Regions from separate parts of the Mus musculus genome. Here regions 1 and 3 are each linked to region 2. The links are chromatin loops, found by intact Hi-C in ENCODE. Cell type or tissue: left cerebral cortex. All regions are shown on one strand.

Region 1 (8,000 bases), 420 kb after region 2:
CTCCTCAGTCACATATTCAGCAATCCTTTACCTGGTACCTGTTTTATAACTGGCACAGAGGCTATGGACTGGGCATCTGCGGAACCGTAAACAAAACAGATACACTCTCCGTTCTAATGAAATTTATACTTTAATGTGGGAAATGATTAACAGAGAAGCAAACATACTAAGAAAAGCAATCATCCTTCCGTATCCACAGAGATCGGCCTAGGAACTACAGGTGTGCACCGCCACGCCCCGCAGCCTGGACTTTACATCGTCTCTGTATTAATGACAGTACCCAACACAGTGGACAGGTTGTGAGATTAATTACACTGCATTTTTAAGGAAAACTGATAAGTCTGTGGGTTGAATACATATACAACTTTTTTCAAACATTAAGGCTTTTTAATTGACATAATTGTACATGTTTACAAGGTACTGTATATTTTAATATATGTAAACAACATATTGATCAGATCATGGCAAATGGTGTTTCTTCCTGTAGAAAACATTCACTTTCCTCCCTGGACAGGCTGGGGCTTAGCTCAGTAGTCAATGCTTTGCATATACAAGGCCCTGGGTTCAATTTCCAGCACTGTAAAGAAACAAAACAAAAATATTCCCCTTGAGATAATATAATAAATTAATTGCTATCAATGATACTACCATGCAATGCAAAAAATTCAACTATTTATACCTGTGGCTGCAGAAGCCAAGGCCCTGCAGGTCAGACTAGTTACTGTGGAAGTGCCTTAGATGGGAGATATTTGGCAGAGATACAAAGTATCAGAGGAGAGACTAACAGGGAGAATCAGCACACACAGCCCCGGGCAGGTTTTAAGCAGAACCACCAGCATGGACTTTGAAGGCATGACATAATGCAGTTTGCTGCAGGGGGTATTGTCTCGAACCCGAGTGTAGCAAGAGACAAGGAAGTCAAGAAGGTTGCCAGAGTATGGCCTACAACATCTAAAAGCATACTTTTCAAGACAGGGTTTCTCTGTGTAGCCCTGGCTGTCTTGGAACTCACTCTGTAGACTAGGCTGGTCTTGAACTCAGAGATCCACCAGCCTCTGCCTCCTGAGTGCTGGGATTAAAATTGAACACCACCACACCCAGCTATAGGGAGCATTTTAAACAGAAAAAAATATAATCAGCTATCCTGCTTGTTTGTCTGTTTATGGTTGTTTGTTTGTTTGTTTGTTTTTGCAACAGGGTTTCTCGGTGTAGCCTTGGCATTCACTCTATAGACCAGGCTGGCCTTGAACTCGAGATCCTTCGGAGTGGTGGGGTCATCAAACCCCGCCAGATTTACATTTCTAAAAAGGGTTTTCTGAGAAGTGCAGGTTGGTTTATTTTTATGTGCAGGGCACTTTCTCCAAAGGCTACAAGAGAACCTACCATTTTAGTTCTCAGTAGAAACTAGATGGCAAGGGGGTAGGGGCTAGAATTCCTTTGCTATCTGGGCGTCTGAAGGCAGGACCAGGAAGAAGCTGATTGTAAAGGTTCGGGATGTATGAGAGACACATTTAGAAGCTCTCACGGATCAGGCTTAGTGTTGAGGAAGAAGTGGAATTAAGATAATTGCTCCTTGCTTTGGGATCTGACTGAGTAACTAAATGCATGGTAATTATTGAAACTGAGAACACTGCAGAGGGATAGCGTGGGACACTGCACTTCTAGAAGTTCTGTTTAGGGAGACATATGGATGCCAGTTAGTCACAAATAACGGCTGGAAGACATTTGTCAAAAAAAAAAAAAAAAAAAAAAAAAAAAAAAAAAAACCATGTAGTCACATAGCACTTAGGATGGATTTGATTAGGTTACAACAATAAACATGTGCACACACGGGGGCAGGGGGAAGAAGAGGAAGAGGGAGAGGGGGAGGGGGAGGGGGAGGGAGAGGAAGAGGAAGAGGAAGAAAAAGAGGGAGGAAGAGGGAGAGGGAGAGGGAGGAGGAGGGGAGGGGGAGGGGAGGGGGAGGGGAGGGGGAGGAAGAGGGAGAGGGAAGGGAGGGGGAGGAAGAGGGAGAGGGAAGGGGAGGGGGAGGAAGAGGGAGAGGGAGGGGGGGGAGGGAGAGGGGGAGGGGAGAGGGAGGGGGAGGGGGAGGAAGAGGGAGAGGGAGGGGAAGGGGGAGGAAGAGGGGGAGGAGGAGGGGGAGGGGGAGAGGGAGAGGGAGAGGGAGAGGGAGAGGGAGAGGGAGAGGGAGAGGGAGAGGGAGAGGGAGAGGGAGAGGGACAGGAACAGGGACAGGGACAGGGACAGGGACAGGGACAGGGAGAGGGAGAGGGAGAGGGAGAGGGAGAGAGACTGACTGACTGCTGGGATAGGGCTCCTCCATGCCCTGCCCCAGCACTCCAGGCTATTTTAATCTTAGATATCCACATTTCAGCACATGACCACATCGGTATTCATGGAAGCAAGCAGATCTGGAAGGAAGGGGAAGGGGCAACACAGGGTTTCCATTCCTATTTCTGGAACTAAAGGAAAGGACACACATAAATATAATCTTTCAAATGTTCTGAAAGAGAAGAACCAGAAATCTTAGAGAGCACAAATAACGTTGAGCATGACACTTTACGTACCATGACTATCTCCAGAGAGCCCCGTGCTTCAGTTTGTCTGTTTCAGAAGGGTAGGGGACTCAAAAACCTTAAATCCTCATTTTGGGTGTGTTAAGTTAAAGATGTGTTTATACAAATAAAGTGTCAAGTAAGCAACTAAAAGACCTGGGGTGTGTGTGTGTGTGTGTGTGTGTGTGTGTGTGTGTGTGTGCATGCCTTTGATTCCAGCATTTGGGATGCAGAGGCAGGAGGATCTCTAAATTCAAGATCAGTCTGGTCTACAAAGTGAGTTCCAGGACCACCAGGGCTGCACAGAGAAACCCTGTCTTGAAAAACCAAACTAAACAAACAAAAACAAAAACAAAAGAGCAGCTATCTTAGATAGGGTTCCCATTGCTGTGAAGAGACACCATGACCAAGGCAACTCTTTCAGAGGAAAACATTTAGGTGGGGCTGGTTTACAGTTCAGAGGCTCAGTCCATTGTCATCATGGTGGAAAGCATGGCAGCATCCAGGCTAACATGGTGCTGGAGAAGGAGCTGAGAGTTCTCTATCTTGATCCACAGGAAGCAGGAAGAGACAGTGAGCCACATTGGGCATAGCTTGAGCACAGGAGATCTCAAAGCCTGCCCCTACAGTGATATACTTCCTTCAACAAGGCCATATCCCCGAAATAGTGCCACTCCCTATGGAGCAAGTATTCAAACACATGAGGCTATGGGGGCCACACCTATTGAAACCATTACAACAGCTAAATTAAAAAGCCAGGGGAGATGTGAATTTGGGAGATGGAGAGGAGAGTGTGCAGTCTAGGGCTCTAGGCTGAATAAGACTGCTACAGGAAAATATTTCATAGACAACTATAAGAGTACTCTGCACGAGCCCTGCAGACAAGCTTAACTAAAGGGTGGTGCGGAAAGTAGAAGAGAAGAAATAATCAGATGGAATGAGAAAATGGAGAGAAAAATTCTTTAAACTAAGGAAAGGAACTGTAAGGTAGGTGTTTCAGCTCCCATCAAGGAAGCCCCTCTATTTGTGCAAGAAGTTCCACTCCTTTCCTGTGTTAAGTTCATCATTCTGTTCTGAGCCAAATCTGTTAGTGCATGGGCACCTCTCCTCCCGGAAGTCATTTCCCCAGCCAGCCCTCAGGAAATCATAAGATTCTAGGCACACTAGCATCGCTCTGTCCTTTCAGCAGCCACGTCCTTCAACACCTTTGCACTTAGCTCTTCCTCTAACCTAACTTCTTGAAGTTTTTAAGCAAAGACTATGGATTTCTTATTTCCCAGGTCGCATCTTCCCAACAAGACATTCTCTGCCCAGAGCATACATATGCATTCGCCATCCTGTGCCATGGCTGCTCTATGCCACAGTGCTCTACTCTAAGCATGGTCTGTGCTTTACCCTACATGACCTGCTCTAAGCACTTCAGAGCATAGAACCTGTCCGAAATTGTTGTGTGAACAGTGTCAGTTTTACCCCACTAGGAAGCAAGTTACAAAATAGATGTGATACTATAATCCCAAAAAAAGGCAGGTGAGGGCAGGAGAAACATGAGTTTGAGGTCAGCTTAGGGGCTACACAAAGAGATCCTTCCTCAAAGGCAAACCAAAAATAAATGAAAGCAAGTTTCTAGAGGCTGCAAAGCTTAATAGTGGGTAGAGGGTGAAAGCTGGGAACACAAGAAGCAGTTGTTTTCTCCCAAGGGGGAGAGGGTCACCATTTCAGCAATTCTGAGATGCTGTGTTGGAAGGAGGATTGTGGAGAGCATGAGAAAACAGCATTTGAGTAAGCTGGCAAGGTTCTGACTGTGACCGCAGCAGCACAGTCAGAGGGTCTGACTCATGAAGTCTCCCCAGTCACTGTCCTGGGTGCCCGCCTGCTAACTCTGTCATCACAACCTGTCCGTGCATCTGGAGCAGTATCGTACCTAGCCAGAGTTCTATCACAGGGCCTGCAACAGTGTCAGACACACAGCAAACAGTCAGTAAATCCCGAGTAAAGGAGTAATCAGGAAAGACAACGGCTATACAAAAACCACTGGTTTTCAAGAGGGGACTTTTCCAAATCATACCTTATCAGCAAAATAAACATCAAACAAAACCCAAAAAACAAAAACCAAGAAGGTTTCTGCAAAACACAAGCCCAAGGATAACTGTATCCACACAGGGGCCTTGAGTCACAAATCAGAACAAAACTTTACTGTCTTATGCTTTACCGTCTTAGTTTGGGGGGAGAGTACAGAAAACTTATATGTAGATACGAACATTAATTAGTACTACTGCAGTTTTGTTTCCTTATAATTTCCAATTTTTTGACTACAGAATCTTGGGATATTTTATTTACCCATGGGCTGGTGCCACCTAGTGGACATTATCTCCTTAAACAGGTTTGAGTCTAGAAATTTTTTATTTACCTGAGAAAGGAAATGATGGGGACTATGGCTAGTTAAAGTCACTGGTCAATTTCACTTCCTAAAGTCCCCTGCAGACCGAGACGATCATCTCTACTTGAAAGACAAAGAGACTTAAGACAAGGAGACGTTTGGGAAGTTTCCAAGATCAGTCAGAGAGACACTGCAGAGCCAAACTCTCACCACTGTACCCACAGCTCTACAGCAGCAAGTCACCTGTGCAATTAAAGAAGCCAGCATTATGTATCTGTATAAGGGAGGCAAGCAGATGGTGGTGTGCTTTAGTGCCCTGGAGATGAGACTCAAACACCAACAGGTTTCCAAGGAAGCAGTTTGTTTATCTCCACCTACGTGCCTGAATCTAATGCTAATCACCCACTGGAAGTCTTATAATACCATAAAACTGGACGTTGGGGATGGCAAGATGGCTTAGTGGGTAAAGGTTCTTACTTGCCTTTCAGCCCTGGAGACCTGAGTTTGATCCCTAGAAGCCACATTAGAGTGGAAAGAGAACCGACTTACTCTACAAATTGTTCTCTAGCTTCCATACATGACCTGAGGTTCATGCACACATGTAATAATAAATAACTTTTTAAAGCTGGGTGTGAAGATATCAACATTCAGATTTGGGAAAGCCATAAAAGTTCAGTCTTTAACATGAAGATTACACATCAGTACAGCCACCATAAACACACAGCTATGACTGCCTTACCTATACCTTGCTGATGCTGTAGGTGGCTGCTGTGTCATTATATTCTATCCTGACTTCATCAGTATGCATCTCTAACAACTCATGCACCATTACTGCTTAAGAAAAGAATGCAGGCTGGAGTGATGGCTCAGCGGTTAAGAGCACTGGCTGCTCTTCCAGAGGTCCTGAGTTCAATTCCCAGCAACCACGTGGTGGCTCACAACTATCTGTAATGGATCCGATGCCCTCTTCTGGTGTGTCCTTAGACAGCTACAGTGTACTCACATACATAAAGCAAATAAATAAATCTTAAAAAATGAAGAAGAAGAAGAAAAGAAGAAGAAGAAGAAGAAGAAGAAGAAGAAGAAGAAGAAGAAGAAGAAGAAGAAGAAGAAGAAGAAGAAGAAGGCGGCATTTGCCGGGCAGTGGTGGTGCACGCCTTTAATCCCAGCATTTGGGAGGCAGAGGCAGGCGGATTTCTGAGTTCGAGGCCAGCCTGGTCTACAGGGTGAGTTCCAGGACAGACAGCCAGGGCTACACAGAGAAACCCTGTCTCGGGAAAACAAAAACAAAAACAAACAAACAAAAAACAGAGAGGAGAGAGAAAATAATGCATTTCTGATATTTTCTAGCATATATGTGTTTAAAATGTCTCCAATGTTTTCATGCCCATCTCCTATGGCATCCAGAGACTAAAGCTTCAAGTACTGCATTTAGTTCTAAATCTCTTGAGTTTCATTAACCTAGAAAAGTTTCCCAATCCTTTTTCTTCTATAAAACCAGATTTAAAAAAAAAAACAAGGTATGATAATAGCAGTGCAGCTAGATGATCATTTAGGGATTCACAGAGAAGTATGACCAATGGCACGGAGGGAAGGATGCTGTAAAGCACCAGGCATGACCACTTAGTCTCAATGTTAATTTGCAGCCACCTGAGCAGAATCCATTAGACAGAGTTACACTACATATGTTCTTAATTCTAGAGCTCTGCTTAAAATTTACATTTCTTTTAAACTCCCCTCAATTAAGTCCATGTGATGAGTTCATCTTATTCAAATATATGAATGAAAAGTTCAACTTGAATGCTGGGCACCATGGTGCATGCAGATCTCTTGAGTTTGAGGTCAGCCTGGTCTACACAGTGAGTTTCCAGGACAGCCAGGGCTACACAGAGAACCCTGTCTCAAAAAAAAAAAAAAAAAAAAACCCACCCCCCCTGTAGTGGCTATTTCTGGTTGTCAACTTGACTATCTCTGGAATGAACTACAATCCAGAATTGGAAGGCTCACCTGTGACCCTAATCTGGAGGCTGGGAGATAGAAGTTTCTGATCTGGATCTTGGTATGGAGATCTTGAGGCATAGTGGCTATGGATTCCAGAAGATTAAGACTGGGAGATCCCTGAGTTCAAAGTCATCTGGGATTAAAGGTGTGGTGGCACACACCTTTAATCTTGGCTACACCTCCTCTCTCTCCCTCTCTCTTCCTCCCTCCCTCCATGCCTCCCTCCCTCCTTCGCCTGCTTGCCGTGAGGGACTGAGCAACTGCTAGATCCTTGGACTTCTATTCACAGCTGCTACTGACCATTGTTGGGAGTTGGACTGCAGACTAAGTCATCAATAAATTCCTTTACTATATAGAGACTGCCCATAAGTTCTGTGACTCTAGAGAACCCTAATACACCCCCCAAATCGAACTAAAATATAAACCCATAACACTCAAAATTGTACAGAATAAAACAAGGATGCTATTCTAGAATCCCAGTGCAGTGGGTGTGTGTGGTACTGCATGCATATAGTCTCAGCACCTCAGAGGTGGAGGCACATGGTCAAAGTCAACCTTGGCCACAAAGCAGATCTGATGGGGGATAGCCTGCCTGTGCAAGATCCTATCTCCAAAACAAAACATGCTACCAGTCGCCTCAATTCATTTTATTCAGGAATAACATTTGCTGTGGTTTGAATGCTTCTGTCTCCCCCAAATTCATATGTCAAAACCTAATTGGCGTTATATCAGTATTAGGAGGTGGGGATAAGGGGAGATACTTGGGTTACGATAAAATTACAGAGACACCAGAAAGATACCTTTCCTCTTACAAGAGTAAAGATAATTGTCAGACTCCACTTACGAACCAAAAAATCAGCTCTAGCCAGACACTAAACCTTGGGATTTTCATCCTTTAGAACTTTGAGAAAGAAACTTTAAGTTTATAATTCACCCAATCTTATCATATTTTGTGATAACACCAAATAGACTGAGATGATCACGATTAAGGGCACAGGTACTTACCGCCCCCTACACTTTCATGGGTAGATAAGCAGCACCGTTCCTATAGCAGCAGGTGCACTATA
Region 2 (8,000 bases):
AAAAATACAGAGTTGAATATACTCAGATGTATCCAGGGAAAGATAACAGGTAAATAAAATAGTAATGACTGCAACTCTTGACTTGTCAGGGCAGTTCACAGTAACTGTGCCTGCAAAATAAACTCCTTCAGTGTCGTTTGTTGATTTCTTCCCATTTTCTTATGTTGACTTTACATATATAGTTTTTATAATATATAGATTGTACTATGAGCTGCTATGTGGGTGCCAGGATATGAACCTGGGTCCTCTGGAAGAGCAGAGCAGTCAGTGCTTTTAACTGCTGAGCCATTTCTCCAGCTCCTCAAAGAAGTAATTCTAATACTACCTACATTTTAGAAAGAAGCTTTGCATTCCAAGTGCATCTTTAAGAGTTGATGTGTTTGTACAGAATAGCCTTGTCCTAGTATTTGGTGATTTCTTTAGAACTGGAATTGAGGGTAGCTAGGGCTAAGTAGTGAGACCCTGTAATTTTTTTAATTCACATTGGAGTAGTCTCTGGTCAGGAATATATTATAGTTTAGCAGAAAACATACTTCTAAAATGTAAAAGCATTTTAAGAATGACTTACCCCCCCCCCCCAGGTCATCTTAGAGACTTCCTGACAGATGGGGCATGTGTTTCTCTTTTCATACCTGTCTGGTACTTGCTTATTAAATGTGTCCTCTGACATCTAGAAATGGTACTTGTGTTCTTGTATTATATTAAAAAGACTTTGTAAACACTGGAATGCCAATAGCTCTCTGGGTTTACTTTAATTCTGGAGGAAAGGTCTTTCTTAAGAGTAGCTGTCTCATTTCCACTTTTTTGTTTTTCTATTTTAGGATCTATTTATCAAAGATAACTCCCATATAACTCATAACTCTCACTTTCCATTGCATTTTTGTATTGTTTGTATATGAGTAACACATTAACGGGAAATGAGTCAAATGGACCTTTTTCCAAATCAAAAACCAGTTTGGGTTTTTTTTTCTTCTATAGAGGTAGATCTTTATTCCATGAATAAGGAAGTTTTTTCTTAGGGGCAGAATGTAGACATATAGAAAGCTATTAGGCCAGTTGGCATATACATTAATGAGGTTGAAACTTAAGCGAGGAAGGAGTCTAGACTGAATCATAGCGCACCTCACACTGCCCGCCATGTTTAACCTAAGAGAAAACATCAAGAATGCATCAGCACCCCATTTGAAACATTCTAACTCTGGGGGACTGAGACTGCTATGTGTCTATTCCTGTGGTTTAGATGGCAGATATGTCAGCTATTTTATGCTATCTTTAATCAGAAACTGTATAAGTTGGTTTTAAATAAAATATAGCACATTCAATTGTTTGATGTGTTGGACTTCACAAGACAAAGCGCTTTCTCTACATTTTAGTTGTGGCTCCTGTGCCCCTGAAGCATCACTGTCTTCTTTCTCAGGAGGCTCTTGTGTGCTACCGTGTCACTGCTAATAGTTTTGGTATCTGAATGACTAGGAAAACAGGGAAATAGTCTGAAGTTTGTACAGTAATGTGTCCTATCAACTTTGACTCCCTCTTACCCTTTTGGATTTATTCCAGTGTCTTGTGTTAAGTACAAATCTGACCTAAAATGTACTTTTAAAAAGATCACTAGACATAAACTCTAAAGCAAAGATAGTCTTTCTTACTTGGCTTGCACTGCATGGGGGGAGTAAAGCTTTTATTATCATAACCACAATAGCTTTGCACACAAAATAAGTTTTAATACAAGTTGAATGCCCCACGCTGCTGACACTGAACTTTCCTTTGGAAAATTGCCAGTTTTCTGGCAATTTTGGATGTTTTAGAACAATTGTAAATACTATCATTATTCCACCAACTGATAAATGGATGCATATGCCAGGATTTCGTTGAAATGACCATGGTAGTCTTGATCTTTCCCCTTCTGTTTTTTTTTTTTTTTTTTTTTTTTACATTTCTCCCCAAAGTAGTAGCAGCTGCTACACATTTTATGAAACTTTACATTATGTAAATATTTACTTTGCAGAGCCATAAGTGTGATCCTTGGTGACAGGTGGAAAAAAATGAAGAACGAAGAAAGGAGGATGTACACATTAGAAGCAAAGGCTTTGGCTGAAGAACAAAAGCGTTTAAATCCTGACTGTTGGAAAAGGAAAAGAACCAACTCAGTAAGTGTTAGTAGTAACAGAAGTCCTGATCTGATGCTCTGTGTGTTCTTGTGCCATGATGGCAGGCAGAGTCTTAAAGATCCCTCACCATTATTATACTTCAAACCTAATACTGGAGTCTGCCTTTTCTATCAAGAACCACTTGAGTAGTACAGCAAGCAGATTTTCTCAAGCTAGCTGAAGAATGCCCCAAGTGCTGAGGAAGTTTTAGAGTATACTACTAGTAGTCTGGTTAAAAGATGGACATCATTAACTCATTACAGTAGAAGATCTTTAGTTTTTGGTAACATCCTTGCAGGCTTCTGCTATAGGCAGAAACTAGGAGACACAGGAAGGATGAGAAAGAAGTTTCACAATGCTGTCTTTGGCTGGTAGACGCCATTCTTATAACTGTTCTTTACTTGAATAGCATCCTTTATGTTTACATTTTAGATTATTTAGCACAAAATACATAGGATAGACTAGAATAAACTTATGTATTATTTTTTTAAAATGAAGATTATTGGAACGGTAATCAGAAAGAAGGCTTATTAAGGGTGTTTAGCCAATCCTATATAATTTGTAGGTTAAATGGCTCAGGGATTTATTTTAAAGTAGGGTCAGCCACCAGATGAACTGTAGTGTAGAGATTTGTTCTGTGTTTTTTGGTGTATATGTGTGTGAGTCGAGGTTTCATAAGTAGCCCAGGCTGGCCTCAAACTTGCTTTTGTCTCCAAGGATGACCTTCACCTTCTGATGCTTCCGCCTCCAACCCTTGCGGTCCTTTCAGGGATTACAGCTATGCAATACAAGCTCAGGTTCTGTGTATGTGTACATTCAAGTCACAGAACAAACTCAAGTGTTGGTCTTGCCGCCTTTTATTTAGTGCAGGGGTTTGAACCCAAGGTTCTGTGCTTAAAGGCAAAGTATATCTATGGAACCACACAGCCATTCCCTACAAATTCTCTAATGTCTGGAACTTCATTTGGGACATTAGCACTTTTCTGTGCATGCTGGTCTCACATTTGTTTAAATTTTCCAGATACTTAAGCTATGAGCCATTAGGAAACTGAGAACCAATTATTTTGTTTCCACAGGGCTCTCAACAGCATTAAACCTGATGCTTGTGTTTGTAAGTCTGCATCTGCATAAGTACTGACTCTGGATGGAAAAGCTTGGAAGACCTTGGTCTCACCATTTGTCTACATTTGTGTGACCATAAAATGCTGGGAGCATTGAGTTTTGTAATGATTTAATGGGTGAGGATTGCTTTCTCCATTAGAGCATTAAGCTATAACTATCAACATTGTAAACCAAATTGCCTTATTTTCCTTCCAAACTTCATATATCTATCAGGTAATATAGGCTTGAAAATTGATATCCTGTGGTGCTAAAGTACAGTAGAAAGATGTGTATACGTTTTATTTTAAATTGTACGAAGGGGAATTTAAAAATACGTAACTGCTGTTTATACATCAGCTCCTTACTGCTTATTAATCTGTATTGTACCCACGATATCAGGAGTGAAGCAGACGCTGGCCTTTCCATGAATAGCCACCACATGGCCCAGCATCTCTGCCAAACACAGTTGCTTCTAGTCTGGCCAGTGCCAAGAGACAACATAACATGGCAGGTGGATGGTGTCGGTGTCATTGTCTCAGCTCAAAGAGCCACCTGCTTCAGATACCATGGGCATGTGCTGAGTGGATGCACCAGGGGGCAGCACAGCTCCATGATTCCCAGTGGGGCCCAAGCCAGGCCAAGGTGCAGTCAGTTAATAGCATTGGGACAGTCATTGTAATGGTGCTGTTACCAGTCGACACCATTGTGTTTGACCGCGTTCCTGTCTCCTCAGCCACATACCCTCATCTGTGCTGTCAGTGTGTCTCTGGTGGGGCAGACTTTGCACTTACTGCAGTGCACCACTTGCACTTTACTCCCTCCGGCTTCTGAGACAGAGCAAGTACTTCAGCAGTCCTGCTGCTCTTGCTCTGAGCTACAATCATGGCTTCTCATGTTACTTACCAAGTGAGAGTTTTGGTTAGTAATCACAGCTGTAAAATTGATTTACACTTGTTAAACATATTGCCCCTCAATTTTGCACACTATATTCTTGTATATTATTTCAAATAAAAGGAAAAAAAAGGTCTGTCTTTGATTTCTGGTTGACTGAATTCATGATACCTATCAGTATAATCTGATTGGCAGATGGAAAACAAATTCTTGATAAAACTGAGTTCTGGTGTTATAAGTAGGTTTCTGGTGGGGTTTTAAAAATTAAAGAATGTTAACAATGGAGTAAAGACTAAAAAATAAGGCCCTGAGTGCCTGTTTCTAGTAAAATGACTGTAAAGAAACCCTGACTTCATTTAAAGCTGTAGTTAGATCCAGTAAAGAGCATTTAGCAGTGTGTCTGCCTCAGCCTTGGGCTCCGCCATAGTTACTGGGCTTGACTACATGCCCACATCACTTTGGGGTAGAGTGGCTCTGTCAGGTGTATACTCCTCAACTCCCTGCCGATGTGACTTCTTTCACTGGTTCGTTATGTGCTTAACACTAAAGAAAGTGGCAGGCTGGGAGGATACTGTCCCTTCATAAGCAGTGAAAATAATGAGCCAACTATGACAGCAAGTAAAATAGCCTTCCTCCATCGTCTGAGAAGGGGAACATAGGTAGCTTTATGAAAAAGCCATGTGGGTGCTATGTGAAGGCTGAGATGCTTGAGCTATTCTGACATTTAAAGAAAAAGTGCTGGAGGTAACAGAAAGAGGAAGGACAGAAAATCAACCATGATCTTTAGTTGTAGTTGCCACCTTTGGACGGGTCTGTTCATGGAGACTGCAAGTCACTGAAGAGCAGACATAGCCTTTTGAAGCAGCTGAACCATAATGGGATAAACTGGTGCAAATTCTTTACCGTCCCTGCTTCTCACTGACTGAACATAAGCTTCCAGGGCTCCCCTGTAAATGCAAAAGAAAACTGTCATAAGTCCAACAGTTTTGATAGCACCGATATGGAAACAAGACCGTCTGTTCCTGGAACAGCACAGTGCCACAGACCAGTGTCAACAGCCTTTACACGTGCATTAGAGCTACAGTGGCTGTGCCAGGTGAGTGGTGCAGTATGGCCGATTTCAGTCTTCATCTCAGTATGTGCTCCTTTCCTTTGTCCTGAAGGCACGTGAAAGAATGCACATAGCTGTGTCTCCCCCAGAGCTCAGCTAGGGGAGAAAAAGCCTTGGACACACATGCTCAGACAGACCCTTTGCGCACATAGTAAAACAGACAGGGCAGCCTACAGCTACAGCATTTTCGGGTTTTTAGTTTTTGGTAGGTTTTATGATGGAAAGTCTGAACTTAGTTAAGTACTTCCATGTGTTGCTGTGCCGTTGCTTTGATAATCTTTGGTTTGTACTAGGGACAGGAGACAGCAAATGGCAGCAGCATTCATGGCCCTTGGCTTGCTCCTTTATACCTAAGGTCATTTCCTTCCCACCACCACAGCAGAGCTGTAGGGAAGCTACAAGGCTACAACAGTGGTCTCCATGAGAAGACGTGTGTATGTTCGCCAAGTAAAGCTAAGAGTGGTTTGTAGTTTGTACTTCTTTATAAAGTCCCCACTGTTCTGCATACATACTCATTGCACGTCCCATTTAGCAATTCTGTTTATTCCCAAACACTAGAAATAGCCAGTGTTGTTCAGATGTGTTCTTTATTTGTGTCCATCTGTCTTTTAGACATTTTAAGTAACATTGCTTCTAGGTGTCGTTTGGTCAGCTACCAAATGCTTGGCATCGTTCTGTTCCTCTTTCCATCATGGAGCCCAGGGAACTGGTTCCCTTCAAACTCTCATTCCCATTTACATGGGATCAGTTACAAGGTCCTCAAACTCACCCCACCTATTTCACATCTGGCCCCCTGCCGACCACCTTGTTTCCCTTAAATGCTTTCTGTCTTGTTTGTAAAGCTGCTAGCTGGGTCTCTAGCATCACCTGCCCTTCACTGTTTGCAAGAGGAAGTCCCCAGGCAACCCAGCTTTGTTGGAAACAACTATGCAGCCCTTTATGCCACTTTGGGCTTCAGGGCAGTCTAGTGTAGCATGAAAAAGACCCACTTTGTACTTCACTTGCTGCAGCTAAGGCCAGCATCCAATCAGGGAAGAAATGGAAATAGTATATTTCTCCCTCAGATAGGAGTTGGCAGAGAACCTGTTTGGTTTTGACCATGCACATATCTTACAATTAAAGAAATGAGTTCATCTGCACACTTACTCTTATCTGTGGGACGAATGCCCTTTCTTGTGTTCTCCCTAGACGGCTCTTTATCATTTAGGGCTCAGCTTTAAAAATTTCCTCTGTCATAAAACCCTAACACTAGGTAGCAAAAAATTACCCTGGAGTCACAGATATGAAAATCCTGACTACAGAGTACCGAGCATTTTGAAATTCCTGAAGGCTGTGTTCAGGATATGAGGGAGTATGGACAGGCCATTACTAAGCCAACTTCTCCAATTAGATATAATCCTGTTACTGGTCATGTGCGTAGCCTCAAGTCCCATATAATGAGTAATCCTAGCTACTGACAGAAGTCAGTGCTCTTAGCATCCTTTTGTGGGATGGTCCAATGTCAGGTAGCAGAACCAACCCTTAAGGACTTACTTCTCTCTGTATTTTTTAATAAATTTGAAAATTGTTTCTTTGCCAATTGGCATACCAGCTTAGGCAGTTGCTCCAACTCCACAAATGTCTTCAAAGCCAGGCTGAAAAGGGCTCAACCATCTTGAAGCAGTTGGGTATGTGTGCATGCACATGTGCACACACATGTACATTTTCCAGTCTTAAGAAATAAGTGGAAAATCTTAGAAACTAATGTTCCATAGTGGACACACTGTTCTATTTACAAAGTGCACTTAAAAAAAAAACACTCTGCATTTGTAGAGCTAAGCATATAAATTATACATCACATTGAAGGAAGTTTAGAAGTAAGTTTGGTTAGATTTTTCTTTTGATATTCATCAAGAACACCATTAGAATGACAGTGAGAAAACAGATTAAGCAGCCCTCCCACATAAAATCAAGAGCAGGATTTGTAAGCATTTATTAAATTACTTCATTTGCTTCAGGAAAACATTAGCTTTCTTGGAAGTCAGGCAAGCATTATGTAAGAGGTTTGTAACCACACAAGACTGCTGAAGTTACCCTGACATAGGAAAAAGCAATGGGTTTAATACTAAAGGATTGGCCTGGGTTCATAGGTCACACTGTTAGGTGACACACCAAATAGGTGTTTTACAATTTGTCAGGCATTAAAAACTTCATTGTGATTAGTACTAAAATTATAAGTGAATTTTAAGGCATTTAAGATTTTAGAAACAGACAAGCTGGGAGAATAAGACCTAGCCTATGAGTTCTGGATAATGGCAAGATGGCTAGGGGGCCAAGGATTCATACGGTTCCAAGTGTTTTCTGTAACAATGGATAAAAATACCATTAGGCACTAGTGAAGGCTAAATGGTTTCAACCTATGTGTCCTCAAAGGGCAACAATATGATGCATTGCTCTCCCCTGCAAATACCATGATAAGCAGATTTATATCTTGTTTGTAAGATACACAGGCAGATCCAACCATTTCCGCAGAGCCCGGGAATTTTTGTATCCAAACTGACATTTTGTCTTCAGTAAGTGCATGGTCTGAGCCAGGTGGGCACCTCTGCTCCCAAGCCCACATGTTGGGGGCATCTGGTAGCTGAGCTGCTGCAGCCCCCAACTTCCTCCCTGGCCTGGGTCAGTGATTGCTCTGCCTTTAATGTCAAGTTCACTGTTAGCCAGGCAGAAGAGAACTCGCCTTGGCAGTCTCAGCAGCAGCACTCTACTGT
Region 3 (8,000 bases), 550 kb after region 2:
AAATAGTACTTATATAAGTAACACATATATCACAAAAAGCAACAGGCTGGTTCTGGGGGTTAAATAAGTCTCAATGCACCCACTTGAATCTGTGGTATATTTTGTGGGGCTTGGTAGGGGGTTTGTGTATTTCTGACTATATATATATACATATATATATATATATACCCACACATATATAATTTTATAAAATTATATATATTTTTTTGTATACTATAATTATTATATAATACATTAATACTTGTTTATTAATATCTTAACGTGTTTAATATTATATTTAAGTATAATTTACATAGTTTGTCCTATGTGAACTGTCTACTTTACTGCCCACCCACCAACTCGGGCTTGTTTCTCTTTAACTCTTTTCTAAGTGCCCTTTGAATAGTAACAGCAAGCCTCTCTCACATATACTAGTAAATATTTTTCCTGGTTTTCATTTGCCTCTTGATGATGCTTACGGTATTTTTCCTTCATAGTAATCTCAAAGCTTTGGTTATTTTGGTCCTATTTGATTTCAATGACTTAGCCCCGCATACCTAAGAACTGTTTTTCATGTTTATGACTATTCTAATATTTTTTTACATCATTGTGTCAAAAATTTTTTTTCTAAATGACATTTTAAAAGAATGTTTTTGTAAATAACCTTTATAAATGTTTGTGTATTTACTGGCTGATATAGTGACATGCCAGTGAACTGTTTGCATGCGTGATGTTCTGTGCCTTGACTTATTTTCCATTTTTCAACATGATAGATATAATGTTTGCATAATGTATTTTGTCATAACTTGAAGACACTTAGTCTGCCTTTGCAACTTCAGTGAGACATTGTATCTTTATAATTTTTCACAGCAGAGAAAGTATCTTGCTAGTATAGATGAGGAAACATCTAGTTGCTGGGTAATTTACATGGTGGTGAAGACGCTGATGTCAATCTGTTCGTTAAAGAGGTCAGAACAGGGGCTGGAAAGATGGCTCACTGATGCTCTTTCAGAGGTCCTGAGTTCAAATCCCAGAAACCACATGGTGGCTCACAACCATCTCTAATGGGATCCAATAAATGCCCTCTTCTGATGTGTCTGAAAACAGCTACAGTGTACTCATATAAATAAATAAATCTTTAAGAAAAAAAAAAAGCCAGAGCAGTTTGATTATGCCAATATTGAGTGAGAACAGAGTAACATGTTTTCCATGGTTCTGTGTCTTTTGGATCTTTGATAATCTTATATGGTACATGAACGATATCTCATCCATTTTTGTGATTGTTAGTGAGCTAGAATCTCTCTTTATAACTAAGTTCATTGACTCGGGCAGAGGACTAGTGTTCTAGTTTGCATTCTATTGCTTTAATAAACAGCATGACAAAGAGCAACTAGAGGGAAGAAAAGGACTTATCTTACAACTCCCAGGTCACAGTCCACAGGAAAATCAGGGCAAGAACTCAAGGCAGGAACCTGGAGGCAAGAACTCAAGCAGCAAAGACTGTGAAGGAAGCCACACACTGGCTTGCTTCTTGTGACTTCTCAGCCTTCTCTCTTATACACCCCAGGACCACCTACCCAGAGATGGCACTGCCCATAGTGGGCTGGATCTTTCCACATCAATCACCTACCAAGAAAATGCCCACAGACTTGCCTACAGGCCAATCTGATGGATACATTTTCTCAGTCCAAGTTCCCTCTTCCCATAGGACCCTTGAGTCAAGTTGACAGAAAAACAAAAAACAAAAAACAAAAAACAAAAAAACAACAACAAAAAAAAAACCCGCCCAACCAGCATAACAAGGATTAGACAAGCCCACTAAAGCGGACTGACACTCAGAAGGCAGAATTAGGAAACAAAAGACAGTAGGTAGCTCAGGGGACAGGGCTTTATGTATGAAACCAGTGGTCATCTGAGAAAGAGGGCAGGTTTCAAGGAGGCAAAACACATAGGACTGGCTGGCTTGGAGAAGAGTTGTGGGAAATAAGGGCAGTGGTTAAGGTACACCAGGGACAAGGGTAACTATTCCCATCACTGAGCTTGAAGAAACTTGAGAAGAACTGGCTATCAATAGAAAACGGAGGAGGAAGATGAATGCAATGGGTACACGGAGGAGGAAAAAGAGCTCTGCCCGTGTGGCGTGCTTATTCTCCCGCACACAGATACCCACAAAGCAATGCGCTTCGGGTGCTTCGCTACAAAGGAGACTGGCTTCGTGGCCCTGCATCCAAACACGCCACTGTTGTGGGAGGAGCTGCTTTGAGTGGAGCAGTGGCTGAGCATTCTGGGAGATCAGGAAGTGCATCCACAGCAGATGAGGTGGAGACTCTTGCCTGGTGAGCTCCAGAGCCCGAGGGTTTCATGAAGTCATATTGTGGGTAGGACAAAGAAGTGACAAGAGACGCTTTGGGAGTACCCTCATCCACTAAGAGAATACACAAACGGCTTGTGAGCCTCAACCCAGACACCTGCCCCCACTGTGTCGACTCTTCTAGTCTTTCCTAAGTCTAAGGATCCCGAGCCAGGAAGCTGAGAACATGCTCAGTTTTCTCTTATTTACTCCCTAGTGCCTCAAGCACTGACCTTTACCTTGCGTGGTCGAATGGTCGAATGGTCGCACAGTCTCTTCTCCGATTTCATAGATGTTAATATAGTTCAAACACTCAACACTCTGATTTAGGTACTTCAAGAATTCATCCTTTTAAGATAAGAGAAACTCTGAAAAGCAATCCTCTTGAGGGAAAGAGATAAGGAAATACTCTTTCTTGTTGATCCCAAGCCAGAGAAACAGGCAGAGCGAACATTCCAGGGCTACCCAAGACAATCAAACAACCACAGGATGCCCGCTTCTTTCTTTGAGCAAACCTTAGCTGATCTATTTATCACCAAATAGCATGTTAATGTATCCTTGCCACTTAGCTTTCATCCATTTGAACAGTAATTTCCTTATTTATGCATGTGTGTATGCAGGCGCATGTGTGTGGGGGGGTGTATAGGGAAGCCAGAGGTTGGTGTCAAATGTCTTCTTCAGGAAGGGACGGGAATCTCTCGCTGAACCTACAACTCGTTTGTTTTGCTTATTTTGGCGGGACAGGGAGCTCCCTCTACCTCCCTATGCTGGGATTACGGTGTGTGCTGCGGTAGTGAGGTTTATTTACAAGGATGCTGGAGATTGAAACTGAGGTCCCCACGCCTGCCGGGCAAGCCCTTTACCAGCTAAGCCTTTTCCCAGCCTTGCTGCCTCTGTTTTTAACTATTTGTTTCCCAGCCTCGCTTCCTCTGTTTTTAACTATTTCTTTCCCAGCCTCGCTTCCTCTGTTTTTAACTATTTCTTTCCTAGCCTCGCTCCCTCTGTTTTTAACTATTTGTTTCCCAGCCTCGCTTCCTGTTTTTAACTATTTGTTTCCCAGCCTCGCTCCCTCTGTTTTTAACTATTTGTTTGCCACTCCATCAATGCCAAGGTGTACTAGTCAGAAGTCTTTTTGTTGCAGCTAATAGAGATTCCACGCCCACCCCCACCCCCCAATTTTTTTGTGTGCAAAACAATATATGTTAGCTAGTTAGACCTGAAGCATGCAGGGGTAGAGCCAAGCACAAGCATGGCTTCCTTGAGGACTCTGAGTCATTCCGAAGCTGCTTCTTTATTTTGATTGGCTCTAAATTCCTTTTTATTTGATCTATTCTAATGTACTTGGAGTAAAACAGTGCAATGTCTTATCTCTGTGTCCACTTGAGCATCTAAAGTCTTCATCTCTTTCTCCTCCTCCTCCTTCTCCTCTCCCTCCTCCTCCTCCTCTTCCTTCTCCTCCCCCCTCCTTCCTGTGATGTAAGTCTGTGAACTAACGACTGTGGCCACGCTTGAGTATCAAGCCCTACCCATGTAAGGGTCCATGACTCACCAAAGAATCATACCCCAGACTCAAATAGTATGCAAAAGCAGAGAGTGTTTTATTCTGCAGACATCTGCATGCTGGGGTCTACCATCTACCATGATGGAGGTGCCCCAGTAAGCTTCCAGTCCAGACTTAAAGCATATTAGGGGAATTCTGGGGAGGGGTAGGTGACCTCTATCTTAATCGTTGGCTCTATCTCTAGAGACATTCCAGAACCCATTGCTGGGGTGGGGGTGGGGGACTGGAAACTGTTGCTGAGGAAGTCTGGAAACTGCGGCTGACCCTTTGTCCTTGCCTCAGGCCAGGGGGCAGGGCCTGGACTTGCCCAGACTTGCCCAGTTCGTAGTAACAAAGATTTAGGCCTAGTCTCCTGAACTGCCAATTTGAAGCCTGTCAAGAAGTCAGCCTACCTCATCCGTAGTTTTCAGAGCAGAGATGTCCAATACAGATAAATTGATAGCCACTGACGTGCAGACAGATAAAGGCAACATATATAAATTATATTCTAACAGTCATGTGTTTTTTTAAAAAGTAAAAAAGGAACGGGGTCTTGGGTGTGTTTTCACACATGTAATCACTACACAGCGTTTGGGAGGCTTAGGCAGGAGGATTATGAGAAGGCTACACAGCAAGATGTGTGTGTGTGTGTGTGTGCATGTGTGCAAGAGAGAGATTGATTTTTTTTTAACCAATTAAATACAATGTTATTATTTTAACATGTAATCAACATTTCTGAGACAGCAAAACCTATCATTTTAACTGAGTTTTCAACCACAATCCACTGGAGGGTGGGATGAGACATCCTTTGAGAAACAGTATCCTTGAGACACCTTTACTCCTCTGTGCTTCCAAACTCACCTTTGGAGTGGTCAGAGGAGAAAGGCCTGATGACCGGTGTGAGCTGTCAGGAATGAAGGCGGGATTGATACTGGGCGGAGCCAGGGTTACACAGATGCTGCTGTTACTGCTGCACTGCTGCCCTCTGCTGGTTATATTATATCACAACCATATAAACAAAAAGGACGCTGGGCGTTTGTGAGCCCTTGACGTTTCTGGCAGTCTTCTTTCACAGGCTCTTGAAGTGACTTTCTTTTTGGAATTTTGATGCATTACAGAGCCTAGGAAATTTTCATGGGGTTACTGTGGATCATCTTACCGATGTCCCTCACAGGGTTTTCTCCACCTTTCATGGCAGTCAGCTACACACTGCAAGTATTCATGTTTCTGTTTCTGTGTATTTTCCACTTCTTTAAAAGAACACAAATGGAGAAGATTCTCTTACATCCCAAGCTTTCTTCAGCCATTAAGTACTGGATGGCACTCTCACCTCTGTGGCTTGTGAAGACACTGCTTGGTATATTTGAAGAACATTGTAATGTTATTATAAAACAAATCTTAAAATTTACACAATGCCTTATTAAATTCATTTTTTTAATGTCTGGTTCAAAACTCTCCTCTTTGTAGTTGTATCCTGAACTACTTATGGACGAAGGGTTTGATGACTGGAATTTCACCCAAAAGTGACAAGTTGAAGAAATACTGGCCACAATGTAGTCATTGTTGACACTGGACAAGAGGTGCAGGGGGACCATTATGCTAGTTTGTCTCTTTGAAGTATATTTTAAATTACTCTCCAAAGAGTAAAAAGAGCAACAAAATTGCAAATTCTTCCCAACATTCTGTGTAGTACTGTACACACCGTGGCTACTACATGCTACTCTGTTACTTACTACTGTGGGTTAGAACTTCATTGTTTCCGGGCAGGTTATAATTGCCTTCTTAAAAGACAAACTCAAAGGACAAAAAAAAAAAAAAAAAAAAAAAAAAAAAAAAAAAAGGCATGCTGGCTCACACCTGTGATCCCAGCATTTGAAAGACAGAGGCAAGTAGACTACTCAGATCTGAGGCCAGCCTGTTCTATGTAGTAAACAGACCAGCTATGGCTACATAGTAAGCCTCCATCTCTAAATAAATAAATAAACCAACCAACCTACAAAACGAAGCAAAAAGATAAGCTAAAAAATGAATTGGCAGGGCTGGAGAGATATTTCAGAGGCTCAGAGTACTTATTGCTCTTGTTTAAGTCCCAGCACCCATAGGGTGGCTTACAACCATTCATAACTCCAGTTGCAGGGAGTCTAACAGGCACGGTGCACATATATACACATGCAGGGAAGACATCTACTCATATAAAGTATGATGAGTACACCTTTAAAAATTAAAAAATAAATAATTGGCTAGTGCACTTACAGAAAATAATTAAATAGGAATATATTTAGTTAGACATTCTAAGGAAATTCCTTCAGAGACATAGACATCAAAGGGACTGGGTGAAATGGAACACTTGGTGAAGTCCTTGCTGAGCAAGCATGAGGAACTGAATTTGGGTCTTAACACCCACATAAAGGTCTGGGCATCGTGGCAGTCACCTGCAATCCAAACCCCCACTTTCATTAAGACCGGTCATTCAGAAGTTCTACATTAGAAAACCCACTTAATAGCCCCAAGAATAGTGGTGTTTCTACAGTAGTTATAGCTCTGACATTGCCTCCATTTAATCTAGTTACATCCAGTTACATCCAGTTACATCTAGTTACCTTTCAAACATGCTCCTTTGTTCCTCTTTAAACCCTGTCATGTCAAGAACATAATAACTTTTCTCCTTTAGAAATGATCACCATCACCATCATCACCGCCACCATCATTTGTATGAGCATTTTGCATGCATCCATGTATGGGTACCAAGCGCATGGCATGTCCACAGAGATCAGAATGTCAGATCCTCTGGAACTAGAGTTACAGACAGTCGTTGTCTGCCATGCTGGTGCTGGAAATGGGATGCTTTGCAGGAGCAGCAAGTACTCTCAATCACTGAGCCGTCTCTTCCAGCCTCCTATAGTTTTTCTGAGACTTCCATTTTTCTACATTATCTCTAGTTCCATTAATCCTGTGCATAACAATGATCTTCCAGTCTCAACATCCATTTATTTACTTATGTGACCCTAATGTTTTGATCAATTTAACTTCATTTTTCCTTGCAGTGTCTCGGTGGCTAGGGAGAACCACTTCACTGGAACATCAGATGAAGCATAGTGAATGGGGAAAATCACACACATTTTCAAGGTATTTACCCTCAAGTGCCTTTTCCACTTGGAGAGCTTTAATTCTGCCAGGACAAAGACTGTGAAGAGGCAATCCTTCTTAAGCTGGCAGGAAATGGCATGAGAGACACACTTCAGTTCCCCAGCTCCTCTTATCTCCGCTTTGCTGAGGGGGTAGTCAGATTGGCTCTTTCAATTGATTGAGCCGACCAACAGTGTAATTGTGTTGCTTCAAATTCCACAAAAAAAAAAAAAAAAAAAAAAAAAAAAAAATGGCCGTGCTTGGAAGCTGAAACCCTGGCTATGATGTTGGCATTAATCACTTATCAGGCTCAAGAGCTTCAAATAGCAGCTTAATCTTATAAAAGCAGAAGTCTCCTACTTTATTACCAGAAGTGATGGGCTGATGGTGTCGGCACCAGGGTCACTGTGCGGGCCATGGCCAGTGTCTGCAGAATTCCACCAGCGGCTCGGAGTCACAGTGTAAACACACCCATCTTTAGAAGCCCCGAAGGCCTCACTCTTCACAGCCACCTCCTTAATCCTTTGTAGAAGACTCAATACAGAACACTTGCAAAGAGAGACTCAAGTCAAGTGACTTAGGATTCATTTGGTAAACACTTCAACTAACCTGTCTGACAAGCACCCACAGATATGATAGGCATGGAAGGAGAGATTCTGTTTTTAAGCACTTTTTCTGAACCAGACACATGATTTGTAAGTTTTTTTCTAATTTTTCTGATACTCTTCAATGAAAGCATTTGCATTATCACCATCATCATTATCACATCATCACCACCACCATTATTATTATTATTATTATTATTATTATTATTATTATTATTATTGAGAAGGGCATCATTTAGATAGACAGACAGACAGACACAAGCAAAGGAACTGCGGAAAGAATTTTTCCATCTGCAGGCCTGATCGTAATGGCCATAGTGCTTCTTGTCTACCATTCTGGAAATTATTATGCCCATGTCTCTTACTTCTGTTTCCCCCAGGCCTCCGTGCCTCAGAGGCC

Evidence for each region. Peaks named below come from ENCODE experiments on the same cell type or tissue, not always from the same donor. Only the 100,000 strongest peaks of a DNase experiment are listed, where the experiment ranks them.
Region 1: it touches region 2 in a loop (5-fold over the local background); 40 of 42 quality-filtered maps call a loop at or near these places.
Region 3: it touches region 2 in a loop (4-fold over the local background); 19 of 42 quality-filtered maps call a loop at or near these places.

The regions. Positions count from the first base shown.
Region 1 is chr12:31,505,081-31,513,080 of GRCm38, reverse strand. It overlaps Gm40362 (a long non-coding RNA gene), which reads right to left. Exons shown (of 2, transcript XR_872643.3): 2 at 112-577. Among named protein-coding and RNA genes, the nearest start is that of Gm40362, 9.5 kb to the right of the region's middle. In left cerebral cortex, CTCF peaks have their summits at 4,916 (motif pointing left) and 7,431; DNase peaks (open chromatin) are centred at 1,589 and 4,908.
Region 2 is chr12:31,922,731-31,930,730 of GRCm38, reverse strand. Cog5 (component of oligomeric golgi complex 5) reads right to left here. Exons shown (of 23, transcript NM_001163126.1): 22 at 4,940-5,086. The coding sequence ends at 4,972. Hbp1 (high mobility group box transcription factor 1) reads left to right here. Exons shown (of 11, transcript NM_153198.3): 9 at 1-49; 10 at 2,006-2,147; 11 at 3,224-4,276. The coding sequence ends at 3,241. Among named protein-coding and RNA genes, the nearest start is that of Hbp1, 24 kb to the left of the region's middle. In left cerebral cortex, a CTCF peak has its summit at 3,834 (motif pointing right); DNase peaks (open chromatin) are centred at 3,845, 4,777 and 5,124; H3K27ac peaks cover 216 bases.
Region 3 is chr12:31,371,620-31,379,619 of GRCm38, reverse strand. No RefSeq gene overlaps it. Among named protein-coding and RNA genes, the nearest start is that of Dld, 24 kb to the right of the region's middle. In left cerebral cortex, CTCF peaks have their summits at 3,071 and 4,861 (motif pointing left); DNase peaks (open chromatin) are centred at 2,274, 3,059 and 4,843; H3K4me3 peaks cover 220 bases.